Regions from separate parts of the Homo sapiens genome. Here region 2 is linked to region 1. A link is a contact called in ENCODE Hi-C or POLR2A ChIA-PET data. All regions are on one chromosome and are shown on one strand. Each heading gives the region's core, a stretch centred on a gene start or an enhancer-like site at or near the end of the contact. The rest is flanking DNA. Distances are from core to core; before and after follow the strand shown.

What was found. A loop is a pair of places that touch in the nucleus more often than their neighbours do. ChIA-PET counts read pairs that join two places held with the same protein, here RNA polymerase II (POLR2A). Pooled maps may share reads with other maps.
Region 2: a loop to region 1 is called in a map of mammary epithelial cell, with 5 times the contacts of the local background. The contact joins the enhancer-like site here to the promoter of ZSWIM6 in region 1. A Hi-C loop is called at or near these places in 2 of 168 maps with a recorded cell type or tissue (mammary epithelial cell and prostate gland) and 2 of 50 pooled maps. POLR2A ChIA-PET finds 5 or more read pairs at or near these places in 1 of 52 experiments (MCF 10A).

What each region holds. Positions count from the first base shown.
Region 1 is chr5:61,330,332-61,334,266 of GRCh38, forward strand. It overlaps ZSWIM6 (zinc finger SWIM-type containing 6), which reads left to right and starts at 1,927. Exons shown (of 14, transcript NM_020928.2): 1 at 1,927-2,617. The coding sequence starts at 1,942. LOC105378994 (a long non-coding RNA gene) reads right to left here and starts at 1,885. Exons shown (of 2, transcript XR_007058781.1): 1 at 1,809-1,885. RefSeq lists an enhancer at 17-587 and silencers at 392-971, 1,002-1,071, 1,282-1,681, 1,792-1,931, 2,712-2,821 and 2 more.
Region 2 is chr5:61,918,441-61,922,699 of GRCh38, forward strand. No RefSeq gene overlaps it. Among named protein-coding and RNA genes, the nearest start is that of LINC03123, 180 kb to the left of the region's middle. Within about 2 kb of position 1,696, at least 2 of the 41 ENCODE cell types and tissues checked have a DNase peak (open chromatin) inside an H3K27ac peak, as active enhancers do; they include mammary epithelial cell, where a contact is called at or near this core.

The sequences.
Region 1 (3,935 bases), core at 677-3,176:
GATATACAAAAACATAATGCCACAAAAATTTTCCTAACAAGTAAGGCAGCTGCGGAAAGTCGGCCAGCGTCCCGACCCCAGGGACCTGCAGCCTGGGACTTGTGAAGGCCCACTGTGTAGCTCGAGGTTTCCAGGGCCTCGGCCCCGAATGGGCGATTTTCTTTAAAACGCCGAAGCGCGCTATCCCTTTAAATCCAGGCTGCAAGGCAGGCGGGTGGGGAGCAGCCAATAACCTTAAAAGATGCGAAAGTGTCAAAGGAGATACAGTTTATCTCCAACAATGGGAGCGGATCAGCACCACTGTTTACAGTAAAAACAGAAGGTGGGGCTGGGAGGAAGCCTGTCTCCGACGCGGTAATTAAGTCTGCGGCTTGGAAGCAGATTTGACCGAGCTCTGTGGAGCGCGAACAATGTCCGCAGGGCTCCAGGTTCAGAGAGGGACTCGCTTCTCCGCCTTCGCCCGCGTCCAGGCACCAGCGAGCTGCACTCTGCACTCGCTCTCCCTGGTCCACCCCTACACTGCCCGGACCCGAGGGGACTGGCCCTGCGGGCGCCGCCAAGGCGACTGAGAGCGCGGCGCGCGTCCCGAGCGCCTGGACTCCGCGCAGCCGGGCGCCGCGCACCCGGGTGCCGGGGTGGGAGCCGGGCCGCAGACCCAAGTGCGCCCGAAGCCGCCGTCCGCCGCCTGGCACGCCGTCTGCCGCCTGCTGGGCGATGTGTGCGCGAGCCCGTGGGGCTTGCGCGCGCCCTGCGGCGTGTGTACTCACAAAGGTGTGTCTGCTAACCCCACAGCCCGGGCTGCGTTCCACCCCGAGCTGGAGAAACCCCGGCCTGGAGCGGGGCCTTGTCCGCGCGGCCGCGGGGGCGACAAGGGCGGCCGGAGCTCCTCGACTTCTAGCGGGCGGGTCGGTTTCCTGGCCCGAGGGGCTGAGGCAGCGAGGGCGGGACGGTGGCAGCCGGCACCGGACGCGGGTCGCGCGGCTGCTGGGCACGTTCCGAGCGCTCTGCGTGTTTTCGGGCACAGCCCTGCAGCCGAGACAGAACGGACGCGGGGCTCGGGGATGGGCGCACTGCAGCCACGCGGGGTTAGCAGAGCGGGCGCGCTCCTTCCACACCAGGTCTGCAAAAGTGAAGTGGAAAGCCGCCGCCGAACGCAGCCATCCTCCCCCTTCCCCGCTGCAGCTTCGGCGGGTGGTGGGGAGAGCTCCCCTGGACCGGCTGGAGGGGAAGCTGGCAGGCGCTCGGGTTTGGCCGCGCCTCCTCCGCCTTCCTCTCCACCCGCGTCCCCCGGGGTCCATGCCGCATTTCTTTGTTTTGAAAGCGCCTCCTCCGCCCAGAGGCTTTTCCCCCGAAGGGCAGGGGGACGGGGGGGGTGGGGCATCGGCCCGTGGGCCCCGCCCTCCATTTAGCTCAGAACCCTCCCCTTCGCTCACCCCCTCTTCTCCCCTTTCCTCCCCCGCTGCGACCCACGAGGCGCATCCTCACTTCTCGGACTTCAAAGAGAAGCTGAGAACTGGAGGGGGAAGTGGGGTAGGCAGGGGGCGCAGAGACCCACCCACCTCAGGCCCGGCCCGGCGGCCCGCCCCCTCCCACGGGAACCCCGCCTGACCCCGCCCTCCCCCGCGTCACAGCAGCCTGACATTCTCACAACCCACCGGGCACCAAAACGGCCCGCCCCCGCCACCCCCGTGTCCGCCAAGCGCTCTATTTATGTTTCAGCCCAGCGATTTGCATAGGCCCCGCCCCCGGCCCTAGGTTCCCCCTATCAGAGCCCCGCCCCAGCTTCTGCGTCACAGCGGAGGCCCCACCTCTTGTGCCCATACAAGGAGCGGCGGGCCCTAGATGGCATCGTGGCGTCGCGACGGCGTGTGCGTGTCGCGCTTCCTAGTGCCGTTTATAGGGTCCCGGCACTTCCGCTGTCGGGTTAGAAGCGGCGCGGTCATGGCGGAGCGCGGACAGCAGCCTCCTCCCGCGAAACGGCTTTGCTGCCGGCCGGGCGGCGGCGGCGGCGGCGGGGGCAGCAGCGGCGGCGGCGGCGGCGCGGGTGGCGGCTACAGCTCTGCCTGTCGGCCAGGCCCGCGGGCGGGTGGCGCGGCGGCGGCGGCGGCGTGCGGGGGCGGCGCGGCGCTGGGGTTGCTGCCGCCGGGCAAGACCCAGAGCCCCGAGTCGCTGCTGGACATCGCGGCGCGCAGGGTGGCGGAGAAGTGGCCGTTCCAGCGCGTGGAGGAGCGCTTTGAGCGCATCCCGGAGCCGGTGCAGCGCCGCATAGTCTATTGGTCCTTCCCCCGCAGCGAGCGGGAGATCTGCATGTACTCGTCCTTCAACACCGGCGGCGGCGCCGCGGGCGGCCCCGGCGACGACAGCGGTGGCGGCGGCGGCGCGGGCGGCGGCGGCGGCGGCGGCTCCTCGTCTTCCCCGGCCGCAACCTCGGCGGCCGCAACCTCGGCCGCCGCCGCCGCTGCCGCCGCCGCCGCCGCCGCCGCCGCCGCCGCGGGGGCCGGGGCCCCGTCGGTGGGGGCTGCCGGGGCGGCGGACGGCGGCGACGAGACGCGGCTGCCTTTCCGCCGGGGCATCGCGCTGTTGGAAAGCGGCTGCGTAGACAACGTCCTGCAAGTCGGTGAGTCACGGGGCAGCCGCGAGCCGTCTGTCCGTCCGTCAGTCCCTGGGTGGGGGGGGGGTGCCCGCCTTTCTCCTGCGGACAGCCCCTAGTTCCGCGCGCGCCCGCACCCCTGCGGGTGTCCTCACTGGCCCGGACGGTCCTCCTGAGCGGAGCGCCCATTTCCTCCCTCCCTTCCCTGCCCCCCGTCGCCCCGGACGGGCCAGCGCGAGTGGGAAATGAATCAGCAGGACGCGCCCCTCCGTGGGCTCCGCGCCCCCGGCCCGCGCTCCCCTACCCGCCCTCCTCCGGGGAGCACATCCTGGAGGGCTGTTCGCCGGTTTCGGGGGTGGATGTGGACAAAGGCGCGGGCGGACGGCCGGCCTCCGGCGAGGGTGTGTGTGGCGGGGCTGTGCGGGGCGGGGGAGGGGGCGCGGGCCGCAGACAATGCCGGCCGCGGCCCGGCCGCTCGGCGCTCCCCCCCTCTCCCACTGCCTGTCGCTCGCTCCTTTTTCTTTCTGGCCCCCGCCCCACGCGATTTGAGGGGAGGGGAATACACTTAAAGCCGCTCGGCCGCCGCTCCTCCCAGGGCTCCGACGGGCGAGCGGCCGCGGCGCTCCCGGGTCGCTGTGGCGTCTGGCCCGGGCGAGCTCCACTGGCCGCCCGGGGTTTAAATGTCGTTTTCTTTGCGCCTCCTCAGTCTCCAAGCGGCGCAGAGGAGAGGTGGCGGCGGACCGGACTCCGTCTCCGGAGGGACATCTCGCCCGTAGGACGCTTACTAATTAAAGGGCGCGAGCCTGAGGAGGAGCTGCTAGCGCTTCCCTTTTCTCTGAAGCTGCCTCCAGACACCCCTGTGCGGGCCGCGGCGCAGCCCTTGTGCCCCGCCGCCCGAGTTTTGTTTGCGCTGTGTGGTCAGGTCGTGGTGCCCCGGGCGAGCCGCGGTCGGCAGTTGCGGATTTGCCGCTCGCAGCCAAAGGGGCGAGCGGGCTGCAGGAGCGCGAGGCAGAGGGCTCGGCGGCCGCTCCCGCGTCCCCGCGGCGCGGCAGCCCGGCACGACCCAGCACTTTGTTCTCATTTTCAGGTTTTTTTGTGCCCCTTTCAGTTTTCTGTCACCCTCCGAAAAGGAGAAACCAAACAAAAGAGTCTCTTTCTTTTCAGGGCTTGTAAAGTAGAATATATTTGACAAAGGCGAGAGAAGGACTTGTGATTTAGAGCTGCACAGCCTTCCTTTCTCTGACAGATCCTGAGAGTTTTCTCAAATACCTTAGTTTAAAAGTGTCTCCTGTTCCCCCTCCCCTAAAATGTTCTTTTTCCCCTGTCCAGATCTTTTTCAGCCATA
Region 2 (4,259 bases), core at 446-2,945, 590 kb after region 1:
GCTGGGATTACAGGCATGAACCACCATGCCCGGCCTCAAACAACATATTTTAAAAATAGGGAAACAGAACCAATTTTTAAACCAATATAATCACCTTGGTTTCCTATAATAGACTAGAATGGACTGGGTTTATAATAAGATATAAGTGATCACATGAATTCTTTGCAATCATGTAATAGTTCCAATGGTGGAAAAGATATTTATTTTTATGGACATCTCTTTTTCCCCTTTCAAAGATGACAGTGGTAATAATACATTCAGCACTCTGGCTGAGCAAACGGACTCAGGGCTGCCAGCTTTTCAACACTGTGTGTGTATATATGGCTTCTGTTTTCAGGGTAGCAGGTTCAGCTCCTACTTCAAGGACCTTTCCATGTTGACAGTACTTTGTTACCTGAACTACAAGGCACCTTTGCCCCGAGTGAGTAGGTCTGTTCATTTATCTATTGCTGTAATTTCCCAGCAATCAGCAAGTTCCAGCTCCTTCTCTAATGATGACTGTGTTTTTTATTTGCCAGGCAGCAGGCAGTATTTATCAATTTCCCTGGTGCTTGCTTTTAAGTGATCACTGATCTATAATTCCTCTTTAGTTTATCACTCAGGTCTACTTTATAAGATGACTATTTATGAGGCAATATGAATGTTGGCTGGCCTTGGACAGCTACAGCAACAGTTCATTTCAAGTGTCCCATTGTTATAAATACATTTTGCTCTCAACTCAACTCATCACAAAGTGGAAATAAATAGAACAATGAATTTTCTCCATAGCTTTTCAGTTCTGTGAGCTTGTCTTATCTGGGCTTTTACTTCCCTGTCAGCCTGCAAGTAAACTCTCACCTTATAAGACACCAAGAAATCATTACTGGTTCTTTCTGAGATTCCAAACATTAGAATCAAAAACATATGAAATGTCTGGCGGGTATGTATTCAAATACAAGGATTAAATTGCAGTGCTGCAAAAATAAACATTTATAAGATTTTTCAAATACTCTTTGTCTTTTTTCCCCCAAATATAATTTGCATTTGCTAAATTTCTTTTGTGTTTTTTTAAACGTCTTGACATTTGAATCTCATGAGAGTCTATTAGGTGTTCCTTAATAAATTATTCTAAATCTCATTAATTTCTTATCTTCAAGGTGCTTCTTTTAACGAAAGAGCATTGAATTGTAAATCCTTTTCAAGGTATTTCTTAGGAGATACTGCTTTGTGACCTTTATGGCCATTATTTTGGCAGAACTGTTATAAAAATAAACTTAGTTCCGAGAGTGTTTAAACAAGAAGAATGTACTTCGGCTAACTTTCCATCTAAAATCATTCAAAATATACTCCAAGGATAGAGAAGAACCATTTTGTTTAGAAAGTCAATCTTTTTAATTCTGCTTTTTTTTTTTTTTTCTGGGTAGACTAAACAAATAAGTCACCAGAGGCACTGTGCATTTTTTTCTATTCCTTTCTCTTGGGATGAAATATGAAATAATCTACAAAGTAATTTGATCCAGCAATTAAAAACAAGGACATGAATTACACTAACAACTGTCACATAGAAAGAATTAATTCCCTCATAACACTGCTTGATGTTACAGACCCAGGGTGATTACAAACAGATTATAATTGGAAAAGAGCCAAACCAATTCAGGTATCTCCAAAACACAGGCGTAAGCCTCAACTCGCAAATAGAGAACATTTTTTACTACCCACAGGAGTATCTTTTTGCAACTGGTGCTCGGATGTTTACCTAGCGATTACTCAAGGCACCCAGTGATGCAGCCGTCCAAGGTACTGTATGTGGCAATGCCACTGATCCTTGCTGGAAAGCATAACAGCTTCTGGAGGCTGTGTTTCTAGAAATGATGTCCTCTGAGTGCGGACTGCTGGCTGGTTGTGTTTAGTTGTACAGTATGTCATTCTAAATAATGGACATTAGCTGGTGGTTGTGTCATTGGACAAAGGAGGTAGAAGATACTGATGCCTGATGATTATTGGTAGAAATTTCATTTTCTTAATGGCATGCAGGTTTCATGGCCCCTTTCTGATACTTCATCATTTCTGGTTTAAGGCAAGGTAGAAAAGCTCCTTACTGAAGAGAACTGTTGTATTCTGGTACTGTGGGAAGAACTTAATTTGGGGAGTTAGAAAATCTAGGGTGCTCCCCCCACTTATAAAAGGGGTACTAAGTAATTGGGGTTTTCAAGCATAACAAAAGATAAAGAAGAAAACAAAAATCCTTCATAATTAATCTACCTAGGGCAACCACTATTAACATTTTGGCATATATTTTTTTCCCAGTCTTTTTCACATTTTTTGAGGTTGGGATCCTTCTTAAAAAATTTTGTATCTTGTTTTGCTTTATTCTGTTTGTGTAAAATTTGTCAGATGTATTTTAACATTTCATTGAAAATCCTTCTGACATATAATTTATAACAACTGCATAATGGTCTATCTTTTAGTTGCTCCAGAATTTCTTTAAACAGTCTCCTGGTGTTGTTTTCATTTCTAACCACATATTTGTATACAAATCTTTGTCTACATTTTTGCCTTTTTCTTCAGATGATTTTCTAAATGGGGAATTAGGGGTCAAAGGATATGAGCATTTTTTGCAAATTTCTTCCTTTTGAAAGACAATTTTGTTTTCTATGGCAATATAAACTCTGCAAAAACAAACAAACCCTGACATTTAAAGAAGAAAACAAAATCACCACTATTTGTCTCTGCATACACACAATTCCTTCTTTCTTTTCTTCCTTCCATCATTCCTTCCTTTCCTTCTTTCTAAAAAATCAGGGATCATATTATAAAAAATTATTTCATAATTTGCTTTTTCCACCTAGCAACATACTGAAGACACAATGGACATAATATTTTTAGGGCTCTTGATATAGGTCAAATTGATACACAGGAAGGCCACACCAATGCCGACTGTCATCAGTAGGATCTGAAGTATGCATTAACACAGGGCAACCACCATTAACATTTTGGCATGTTTTTTCTAGCCATTTTTACATTTTTTGAGGTTGGGATCACTCTACTATTGCCATCACCAAATATTGACTCTATTATAATCTTCGCTATTTAGTGGTAACTTATTATAGCTTTACTTTGTATTTATTTGTGCATTTGTGAAGTTAAATCCTTTTTTCACTTTGGACCCTTGAGTTCCCTCTTTTCTAATTGGTCTTCTCCCTTTGCCTATTTATTGCTGTCTTGTTTGCATATTGATTTGAATGAGCTCTTTATATAATAAACAGTTTATACCTTTTTCATTATTGTGACAAATGTTTTTGTTTCTTATCTCTTTTATTTTGAAATCCAATTTAAAATATTATTCAAATTTATTTTCTTTCTCTATATCATTTTTCTCTTGTTTCTAAATGTAGACAATCCTTCCTCCATACAGAGAATAGCTAAATATTTGCCTTTTGTTTTCCCTTTATGATTTTTATTTCAAAGATTTTTATTTTAATCTACCTGGAATAGATAGCAGAACATAGCAGTAGATTAAAATCTACATTGAACTCTATTTTCAAATGTTCAATATTTCCTGCTAAATTATTATACTCTTTTATCAGATATAAAGTCTTATATATACAGAGGTCTATTTCTGAATTGTGCCTTTCCTTCTAGACTGTAAGCTCCATGCAGGTAGGCAAATTTATTGTAATCACCTCATGCTTATCATATACTATTCTCTGTTCAGCCTAAAGCAACCGAAGGGAGAAAATAAGAATTGAAAAATCCTGTAGGGAAATGAAAAGTAGCCCATACTAAACTTGGAAAAATTTATTCTTCCTTCCCTAAAATGCTACAGGTGTGAATAAAATCTTATAAACCACGTTGGAAAGACACAGAAGATAGACAGAAATGTCAAGTCTATGACATGCAATTGTATATAGAAAAAAAGAAGTCCATTTGAAATCTGATTGAATTTTAAGTACGTGGTACTTTCCTAATGAATAACCATGGCCCTTAAATTTTATCTTAAATGCTTAATCATAGGATTTTAATTCTCCTTATTATGGTTTAAAAAGAAAATGCAAATGTTACACTTACCAGCCATGCAAATAGTTGGGAGAATATATTTAAGGTCACATTTCTCTAGAAAGAGAGGCTGCTTGATTCACTTAGGTTTCCCAAGTAAAAGTTCAAAAGCACTACTTGCTTAAAGGTTTTGACTTCTCAAATCATAAAGCAATAAAGCAATTTTGGGTTTTAATTCTCTGAGTGTCTCCCCCTTTTAATCAAACATTACAGAGGCTACAATA